Regions from separate parts of the Mus musculus genome. Here regions 1, 3 and 4 are each linked to region 2. A link is a loop called in an ENCODE intact Hi-C map of the cell type or tissue named here. Cell type or tissue: heart. All regions are shown on one strand.

The links. Hi-C counts contacts between places; a loop is a spot of excess contacts. Peaks named below come from ENCODE experiments on the same cell type or tissue, not always from the same donor. Only the 100,000 strongest peaks of a DNase experiment are listed, where the experiment ranks them.
Region 1: a loop joins it to region 2, with 4 times the contacts of the local background. A loop is called at or near these places in 38 of 42 quality-filtered maps.
Region 3: a loop joins it to region 2, with 6 times the contacts of the local background. A loop is called at or near these places in 39 of 42 quality-filtered maps.
Region 4: it touches region 2 in a loop (4-fold over the local background); 7 of 42 quality-filtered maps call a loop at or near these places.

The regions. Positions count from the first base shown.
Region 1 is chr14:63,065,365-63,067,864 of GRCm38, forward strand. No RefSeq gene overlaps it. Among named protein-coding and RNA genes, the nearest start is that of Gm35908, 4.2 kb to the right of the region's middle. In heart, a CTCF peak has its summit at 1,451 (motif pointing right); a DNase peak (open chromatin) is centred at 1,757; H3K4me3 peaks cover 1,251 bases; H3K27ac peaks cover 2,428 bases.
Region 2 is chr14:63,194,462-63,196,961 of GRCm38, forward strand. No RefSeq gene overlaps it. Among named protein-coding and RNA genes, the nearest start is that of Neil2, 2.2 kb to the left of the region's middle. In heart, a CTCF peak has its summit at 1,521 (motif pointing left); a DNase peak (open chromatin) is centred at 1,520; H3K4me3 peaks cover 9 bases; H3K27ac peaks cover 615 bases.
Region 3 is chr14:63,075,286-63,077,785 of GRCm38, forward strand. Gm35908 (a long non-coding RNA gene) reads left to right here. Exons shown (of 4, transcript XR_874690.2): 3 at 475-583; 4 at 1,059-2,090. Among named protein-coding and RNA genes, the nearest start is that of Gm35908, 5.7 kb to the left of the region's middle. In heart, CTCF peaks have their summits at 1,065 (motif pointing right) and 2,086 (motif pointing left); a DNase peak (open chromatin) is centred at 1,236; H3K4me3 peaks cover 1,007 bases; H3K27ac peaks cover 2,084 bases.
Region 4 is chr14:63,121,356-63,123,855 of GRCm38, forward strand. It overlaps Ctsb (cathepsin B), which reads left to right and starts at 1,107. Exons shown (of 10, transcript NM_007798.3): 1 at 1,107-1,210. In heart, no CTCF peak of the experiment used is centred here; a DNase peak (open chromatin) is centred at 1,126; H3K4me3 peaks cover 1,878 bases; H3K27ac peaks cover 2,003 bases.

The DNA of each region.
Region 1 (2,500 bases), 130 kb before region 2:
TTCACAAAATATAGTCTAAGAGAGCTGCTTCAGCCACACACATGCCCACCTCCCCACCTTCCCCACCCCAACCCACCACCAGCCCCACAGTGCTTACTGTGTACTGACCAAGATCCTGCCAACCCTCGCCCACAAACCTGTACCAGAATTGTCAGAGCCTGCGAGCCCAGTGCCCAGTGCTGATGACTCTGACCTGAGGACTCACAGCGGGAGAGTGAGGTGTGTGACCATGTCTACAACCTGAACCTTGACCTGTAAACATCTTAGCAACCTCCTTCTGCCTCTCTGTGGGTTCTTCTTTGCGGAGTCCAGATTCCATGCTGCTGACATTCTGATGGTTCCTGCTGACTGTTCCCGGAGGAAAGCAGGGTGGTTTGCAACAAAAGATCACATCTGTTACACAGGTCTTCATATTGTCACTCTGCTGAAGAGTTACATTGTTCTCTAGGCCATACATGAGCCTGACTGCTACTCAGTTACCCGGATCCACTCCAGGAGACCTGTGAATGGCAACAGCCACCAGGGAGCTCTTCTGTTATAAACCCAACTCCTGCAGGAGCCCAGACAACCCATTTTACATTTTTGTGACGCTGTTGGTCTTTAAGATCTATGTTTTATTCTATATGGATATGTGAATACCTGTGTGTATGTATATGTTTCACACGTGTGCCTGATGTCTCAGGAGGTCAGAAGAGGGTCTCTGATCCCCTGGAACTGGAGTTGCTGACAGCTGTGAGCTTTCTTGCGTGTACTGGGACCTGAACCAAGGTCTTCTGCAAAAGCAGCAAGTGGTTTTTAACTGCTGAGTCATCGCTCCAACCTATGACTTTGTTGTTATCTATTACCCTTATATGGATGTAGGTATACAACACATGATGAATTGAAATCTCCTATAGCATAATAAAGACTGCTATACTATATAATTATTACCATGGTAGGCTATATTAAACACAAAGAACAGTACATAAAACCAATTCCCAATATGAGCACCCATAAGTTTTGTTTGTTTGTTTGATTGGTTGGTTGGTGTTTGTTTGTTTGTATGTTTTCTGAGGTAGGGTTTCTCTGTGTGGCCATGACTGTCCTGGAACTCACTCTGAAGACCAGGCTGGCCTCAAACTCACAGAGATCCACCTGCCTCTACCTCTCAGATGCTCGGATTAAAGGGGTGAGCCACTACACCTGGCTGCACCTGTAACTTTTAGTGAACGTTAGCATTTTGCCACACTGGCTTCAGATACCTTAAGAGGAAAAAAGAGCAAATCATTTCAGCTACAGCGTAAATCTTTGTCGATGCCTCTATTCTAACCTAGCCAGGTAAGCCTGCCACCTGGAGGCTGTTTTCATCATTTACAGTCATGTTGTGAGCTATTTCTGAGCATATACTTATAAATAGACAGCTGCACGTTTAACCTAAGACTGCATTTGAACGCTACAGACACCCATGCAATGCCTGAAAATTCCAGCAGATGGCACTAGAGCCTCGATCAGCGAGGCATTTTTTTATTTAAACAAAACAAAACAAAATAAAGATTTAGCTGTGTTGTGCAGATGAAAACACCTTCTAGCGAAACGGAAAAGGGGCTTCAGTCTTCTGCTTCGGAAACGATAACACCTGGAATCGTTTCTTCCAATTCTTGCCCTAGGCAGAAGGCTCCAGAGGACAAGGACACCAGCAGAGGTGTGGGACTTCTGGGCTGCCATTCAAGCTGCTCAAGTGACCTATGCGTGAATTAGAGGCCCTTCTCCAAGGACAGGTGGCTCAGGGACAAATCATCACTGCATACTGTACCTCTGACTCCTGTCACGTGATTGTGGCTCCCTACCGACTGACATGAGCAGAAAAGCTGGAGCTATTTCTGAAGGTCTTCAGTTTGGAATCCACAACCTGCCGTCTTGATGTACAGATAGACTCACAGCCCAGAGCTTTGGAGCGTCATCCCCTTGGGCACACACAGATTTAGCTGTTATTAAAGGAGTGTGTTGTAAGGTGAGGCATTAGGTGACTCTCGGAGTCAGAGAGCATAGACACCAGAAACCTCTCAGAGCTGTGCCGACGTGACCAAGTTTGGCTTCTTCTGACGATTATCTCTGGCCTCTAAATTCATGGCAGCCAGGACACAGGCATCCACTCCTAACCTTACCCATGAAAATAGCTAACAGATACAGTAAAATTGAGGAAATTGAACAGGGTAGGGAAGGAAGGGCTCACAACCTGATGACCCCTCAGGGCTTCTGGTGACCATACCCCCAGTCCTGGTGTCTGGGCTCGACAAGGGATATGGACCCACAAACAGATCCTGGGGTTCCTGGAGACCTCGGGTTCCCAACAGCTTAGAGACACGGCCACCCTGCACCCCCTCCTCTCCTGGCCCCTCCCTGACCTGCCCTTTCTCTGGCCTCCGGGCCTGAGAAGGCCTAGAGAGGCCGTGGGAGTTTGGCTACCATTATCTGGCCCTTATCACCACTAAGTTCAGGCTGACACGGAGCCCTCTCAGTT
Region 2 (2,500 bases):
ACAAAGCCTGGCTAGTCCTGAACTCGTGCATGAACCGACAAAGTTAGTTCCTTTAGTACTGGGATTTTTAAACACGGCTAGCACACCTGGCCTGTAACACTTTTAAAGAGTGAGATTTATTTACTTTTGCTTTGTATTATTTTAATCATCTTTGAGTTTATACTATACGCTTTTAAAACGTTGTGTATTGAAGTGTTTTCTTAAGAGATTAAAGATGATACCAGGTTATTCAAAAAATAGGTCGCCAAGAACGGTTGGAGCCAGCACTGTACAGGATGTCAAGAGACCTTTGGTGAACTCCGTGGCCTTCGGAAGTGGCTAAGGTGTCAGTCTCTGAACTTGGCCGGCATGGGGGAGACAGCCCTGCTTCAAGGAGGGGTTCAGCTAGCCTTCTACCATATCGCTGACTGTAGGGCAAGAATAGGAAGTAAGGAGAGGAGGCCTCTAGTATCTCAGAGGTACAAAGCTCCCCTCAAGGCAGAGGGTGAGCTTGAAGGTGCGACATTTGCAGGAGGGGGTCCCTTCTTTTTGTGTATATAAGGACCGGGGCATGTGTTCCCACTTTCGGTATCTGGCATCTTGGGAGACTCACATCTTCTGCAGGATACAGTATGTCCCTGTGGCAGCTTTCACACACACACACTCCTACCTACCTATAAGCCATATCCTAAAGATAAGCCTTGCCTTATCTGGTGGAATTGGAGCTGTGCACCTAAGAGATCTCTTCTGAGCCCAAGGGACTTTGCAGCTGAGAAAAACCAACAGCTCACAGTTTGCTGCTGTCACTTATAATCACAAGTACAGTTTACTGAACACACACCTTGTGCAAGTCACCATGGAAAGTCTTTAACCAGTCTGACTGCTTCATTAGCTGTGAGAAAACAGTATCTAAATCCGGTCTTTAAATGGAACATCTGTGTCATGGTGTTACAGACATAAAGCCACACTCTGTAAACCCTGATACGTATATGAGTCACCCAGAAACGCTTAAGTGTAGGTTATGAGAAATCTGTCACAGGACCAGAGATGTGCCTTTCTGGCACTGATGCTGCTTGTATATTTATTAAAAGACCACACTCTGGCTTGGAGAATGGATCTAAGAAGTCACATTTGTTGAGGGAATGCTTGAGATATTAGTTAGGAAACATTCACAAGCTAAGGATTGTTCAACTCAGGCTGTGCAGGGGCTCCACAGATAGTAAGGTTCTTATTCCACGGGAGTGGAATTCTGGAATCCAAAAGACAGGTTTTACATCTTGGTTCCGTAGTACTTCTGTGATTTCCGACATGTGACTTGAAACCTGTACTTTTGTGTGCAAACCATGTTTGCAAAGACGTACAAATGTTTCCTTCAAGCTGGCTAAAGCTGTCAGTGTCTGGCAGCAGTAGTGCTCAATAAACACTAGTGCTTTTGAGTAGTAGAATTTGGTTGTGTGTTGATCTCAGATCAAGGGCTTGAAAACCCTGCTAACGGAGCTGAAAGGGGAGAAGCGAATGTCTGTGCCCCCACGTGGTGAATGCAAGAACTGCATGCACAGTGCTTCCTGGAGCTCTCCCTCGTCCTGTGGAGGGGCTCTGGAACCATAGGGAAGGTCACTGGATGGCAGCACTGGAGGATCTGGTCCTTCAGGTGACCTCTGAGGCCACTATGATCTGTGCTTCCTTTTTCATAACTTGGTTGTTCTCATTCAACTCTCCCAGGCTGGCCATGGGTGACCTTTGAGACAGTTCCCACATTCTTAGCAACTAGACCCCTAAACGCTCATAGAGTGTAGACTTGTACCTCCAGGAAGGGGATAGAGTGATTGTCAGAAATTATCCAGTATTCATTAAGCTACATAAGGCTTTCTTCAGGCTTCATTTGGCCCACCAAGCACTTGGGCACCCTAGACAGACTTGAATTGGCTAATCTAACAGACTTCCAAACCTAGACTATACCAGATTCTCAAAATAGGCTTTCTTATTAATTTATTTGAGGCAAGGTCTAGTGTAACTCAGGCTGGCCTTGAACTTGCGATCCTCCTGCTTCGAGAGTGCTGAGGTACCAGGCATGTACCACCACACCTGCTTTATACGGTGCTGGGGAATGAACCCAGGGTTTCCTGCATGCTTTACCAATTGAGGTACATCCCCAGCCTAAACCTTTCTCATCTAAGTTACTTATCTCAAGTGTTTGGTTATGGCAAAGGAAAGTTGACAACTGCAGTCAACATGCCAAGCTTTGGGGCCAAGACTTCCTCCTAATCGTCTTGCAGCCCCACATTCAGGGCATATTCGGTGATGAGAAACTTGTGGCCACTAACATCTATCCAACCAAACACAAGCACAGCTAAGCTGCCTCCTGCTCAGAAGCCAGGGCCAAGGCTTACCCAACTGCACAGCGACTTAAAACTGGGTTGCAGGAAGTTTCGTTCGTGCTGGTGGCATAACCATAATGCAGTGTGATTTCTTATGTACACTTGCCCATTGAAAAAGCCATTTATTCTAAGGACATCATTTT
Region 3 (2,500 bases), 120 kb before region 2:
AGTAAACTCTATGAAATCCTCTTGCTTTAGGCCAGGTGTGTGGCTTCACTGACCTCCGCCTGTGGGATCAGTGAGCCCACAGGAGAGCTGACTCCTAATAAACCTGCCTTTATCTATTTTTAATCTGTTCTAATCTGTCGCAGAGGGAGAGAAAGGGTCTATCACTCATCCTTCAGAAGTGCATGTGGGTTTCAGGATGAGTAGCTGATGAAATGTTTCTGGGTCAAAGGCGTATGTGTTCTGCATTGTGAAGATGAGGAACATGGAAGTATTTGGGGGACAGGAGAGTCCTCCTCCGTAGATGCAGGATAGTTTGGGTTAAGATGGAAAGATGAAACTTGGCCTTGGAGTCAAAAGGCAGGAGAGGCTTTGGGTCCCTAATCTACAAGCTCAGCAGGGGCGGGGCTTCAAAGCAGGCCCTGAGTGAGGAGGCTTTGCTTTCAACATGGACTCCCACCCTATCTCTTTCCACAGATGGCAAGATGGTCAGGATAAGCACATGGAATCTAGCCCAAAGTCGTCTGGCCGTGGGTCAGTCTGGGCCTAGAGGACCCAGGAGTCCAGACACCTGGAGTTTGGAGAGGTATAGTTTCCGGAATTGGTGTGTGGGCAGGGGGTGTGGAGTGCAGACAGCAAGGAGGGGCTGATGAAGAAGAATGAGGTGGAGTCGCGGGAGGAGATGAAGGCAGAGGTGTCAGGAAAGTGCAGATGCAGCAGGCACAATCGCGGGTGGAGGAGCAGGTAGCACCGAGCTCAGGTGATGGGCAGGTGGGGGTGGGGTGAGATATGGAAACCAGGCACCTGTGCCGCGGGAATGTGCTGCAGGTCCATACAAACTTAGGGTCATTAGACTATGGTATGAGAGAGTTTCTTAAGTTCCCTATCTACAGACCCCATTCCTTCAGAGACAGGAAAGGAGAAACACCAAAGTCACAGCGGAAAAAGTCAGGGAGGTCTGTATTGGCGTGTTCTAGCAGGAACACTGGCATCCCTGTGAGGAGACTGCTCCTCCTGGATGGATCCTATTCGCTCCAGATAATTGACTGTTCTTCCACCAGGTAAGCCACTTGGTGGCGCTGTGAGCATGAAAAGCGGGCTCTGTAGCCAATAAGCCTTTTGCAAGACTGGAGGTGTGACTTGGAGACTGTCTAAGGGGCAATGTAAAAAGCTCAGCCTACATCCGGACCCCGGCTGGAAACAAATACGGACATAGAGAGGTCCTGCGAGACACCAGGAGGCAGACAAGGCAGGGATGACGACTGTCTGTCTTGTGACCAGGAAACGGGGTTATGAGACCTATTCAGCTTTCTTTGACTCCGCGCTGTTTGGTTAGGAAAGGGCATATGTGTGCAGAGAACAAACAATACAGGGGAAGGGAGTCTACAGAGAGCTGCTGAACTCTAGCTGCCCCCAACAGACCTCCGGTAAAGGAAAAGGAAGACGCGAAAAGTGACCCACAGCTGGGAAACCTACAGGTCAAAACTCGGAGTAGGGCCTGGGGCAGGATGGGGGTGGAGGTGGAGGTGGGAGTGGAACACACCTTAAAATCCCAGCACTAGGAAGGCAGAGGCAGTCTGATCTTCATGAGTTCAAGTCTATCCTAGGCCATAGGGCAAGTTCCAGAACAGCCAGAGCTACACAGAGAAACCCAGTCTTGAAACAAACAAACAAACAAATAACAACAACAACAACAATAAAATAGAGCCTGTTAGGAAGGGCTGAGGACAAGGCCTTGATTGAGCATAGCTGTTCTCCAACTTCTCAGAACCCCGTGCCTGATAACTGTGTCATAGTAGGGTGACAATGAATGACAATAATAGACCATAGGTTTCAAAAAGGTGAGAAACAAGGTTACACAGGGTCTCTCTGTGTAGCCTTGGAACTCACTATGTACACCCAGGCTGGCCTCAAACTCAGAGACTGCTTCCGCCTCCCGAGCTCTGAGATTAGAGGTGTGCACCACCACACCCTGCCTAAGGGCTGGAGTTAGGTCCCTTGCCCAGCACTGAAGAGTTGTCAAGCCCCAGTCAGATGGCTCTCAGCCATCTGCAACTCCAACGCCAGGGGTATCTGATGCCCCCTTCTGGCCTCCTTGGGAACTGCATTCACAGAGCAGCATAAAATATATTTAAAAATTGGTATCTCTGAGAGAGAGAGAGAGATGGAGTTTGGTCGAGTGGGTGGGTAGGTAGCTGGCCAGGGACACCCAGGGAATCTTATCTCCACCTTCCCGGACTGGGGTTACAATCACCACCATCACACTCAGCTTTTCCACTTGAGTCCTGGGGATCAAACTCAAATCTTCATGTCTATGCAACATCCTCACTTCACCTACTGAACTATCTCCGCAGCCCTAGTTAAAATTATTAACTGGTACATAAAGGCATACAATTGTGCATGTTAAGGAAATAATGTGTGATATTTTGATATGTATACACATTCCACAGTGTTTAAATCACATTAAACATGTTTTCTCAAAAATTATTTTTATTTTAAAATT
Region 4 (2,500 bases), 73 kb before region 2:
TCATTTCAGTTTGGGTCACAGCCTCAGTATGGCTTCCAGGAAAGGTCACTCCTTTGTGGAAAAGACTTGAAGACCCCCTTCCTGGCAGCCAGAGACACTTTTGGCTTAGACACTTAAACATCTCTAGCTCCTGCCAAGGGCCAGGCTCTGGGCATGTCAGAGGACATTTTGGGCTTTTAGCCAAGAAAGGCTGCTCATTTTTGTTTGGACTTTTTACCCTAAAATAAGCAGCCAGTTTCTACCTGTTGTCAGCAGCTGGGACAGCTGGCCTTGGACAGATGGCCATGGACCTGCCTTTCCGCAAGTTTTCTGAGTTCTTCCTGTATTCCACTTAACTGGGGTTCAGTAACTACACTTCCACTCCTGTCCTTAACTGGGAGCCTACCAATAGAACCTTGGAATCCACTAGATCCAAACCTTTCTTATCGTCACAAGCCTGGCTACAAGATACCATGCTGACATGAGGCCATTCCTATATTACAGGATAGACCTAAGGATTGGAGAGATCTGAGGGTGCTCGACCCTGGGGTGGGGGTGGGGGTATGCTATGACCTGTCAGATCAACTAGGTCAGCCAGCTTCTCACTGGCTAGCTTACCACACAAGATGGGGGGAGGTTCATATGGCCTGGCAGGAGTTCTGAATTTCATAACATGCCTTGGACAAAATTCATGGGGTTTTGGTTTCTCTCTTTCTTTTTAAACTAGGGATCGAACCCAGGGCCTTGGGCTTGGTAAGTAAGAGCTCTACTTCTGGGCTACAATCCCAGCCCAGTTCTAGTTTTTGGTTGCTTCCCTTGGTTTGAGTATTTCTACGCCATTATAGTCTGAGCTTCAGAATATAAGGCCAGGAGGCTCCTCCAGACATTTCCAGGTCCCCGAGCCAGCGGGGCCTTCCCGAGGAATGCATGTCACGAAGATGTTGTATCTTCCCAGTGCAGGGTACCTGCAGAGGTCCCTGGAGAGCATCTCTGTGCGAAATGGAAAGAGAGCAGACAAACCACCAGTTTCTTTTGGGTTTAACACAGCTTGCAGAGTCCCGGGATGAAGGGGGAGGGGCCGGCAGGGGCGGGGGCGCGGTCAAGCATCACGTGACGAATCAGCCCCCAGCGGAGGGCGGAGCTGCGCGGGTACTTAGGAGTGCACGGGAGAGGCCAGGAGCGGCTCCGTTTGGCTTGGTGGCTGCAGGCCCAGGCTGTCGCGCTGCGCTCGGTGAGTTTGCCCGGGGCACAGTGGCTCCATGGCGGAAGTCACTTTGGCTGGGGTCGGGGGAGCGGGCTGAGCAGCGGTGGTGGAGACAGGCCCTTCACTTGCCCAGGGCGCAGGCGCGGTTCCTCCGCGGCCCTAGATGCTGCTCGCCCTGGCGGATCGCGGTCTTAGGCTCCCGCAGGCTAGACCGGCAGAGCTCCAGCTTTCACGCTTTAGGGCCGAGCCTGGTGACCCCGCGGTGATCGGCTTCTTTCCAGTGGCCTTGGCGCACTTCAAGGGCGGAGGTGGGGACTTCGGGGAGCTCCGAGGGAGGAGCTTAAAGGGAAGGGTTCAGCTCTGGCCCTTCCAGCTCGCAGATTGCAAGTCTCAGGGGTGCTCAGGGCGAGTATCGACCTGCATCTAGTGCAGGTTTGTGGCTTATTCTAAAGAATCTGCCCCGGGAACTTTTCCACACACAAACCCACGCAGTGCCTGGCACCCTAAAAGACCTGTTCTATTGAGAATGGGAACCTGGTAGTGGGTGGCTGGGGTGGAACCTGCACGAAGAGTTAAACCGAGAAACAGGAAGAGAAGCAGAGCTAAAGGATAGGGGCTCTCCCAGAACCTTTCTCTGGAGGGGAATGGCCAATGTGATGGAGGAAAGGTACTTGCAGGACAGCCTCCTTCAGTCAGGGCCCTGCTAGCCGGGAGAGATAGCATCCTCTCCCAGAGTGCTGGGCGTGCGGACCAAGAGATAGGTAAATTGGACTTGGTCCCCTAGGGCCCAAGAGTAAAGGACTAAAACCCATCCGCACCTTACCTCCACCTAACCAGATCCCCTCACGTGTTTGGGAAGGGAGATAAATTGTGGGATTGAAAGGGAAGTTTAACTCCTTTTAGTGTCTCGGGAAGACTGATCTCCAGGTGCTTCCTGTGAGGGACTGCTGTGGAGGTATGGTCTGCAGTCCCCGGATTCAGAGTAGCATTTGCAAAATGTTGGTGAAGGTGTCATCTTTGTTCGAAGCCGTTCAGGGGACAGTTGTTTCCCATAGGCTCTGGCCATGGTGACCTAAAACTCCAGAGTCCCCAGAGCCATACCAGAGCAAGGCAATCACGGCACTTGGAAGGCTGAGGCAGGAGAATCGCTGTGCATTGGAAACCAGCCTGGGCTATGTAATGGATTCCACAACAGTGGGACTACAGAGGGAAACGGTTTCATTTCTTAATCCCTCCTTCCTTCCTTAAAAAAAAAAAAAACTCATGCTTAAAAGAAGGTGGAGGAAAATGACCTCTGCTCCTTTAAAGCCACGTGAC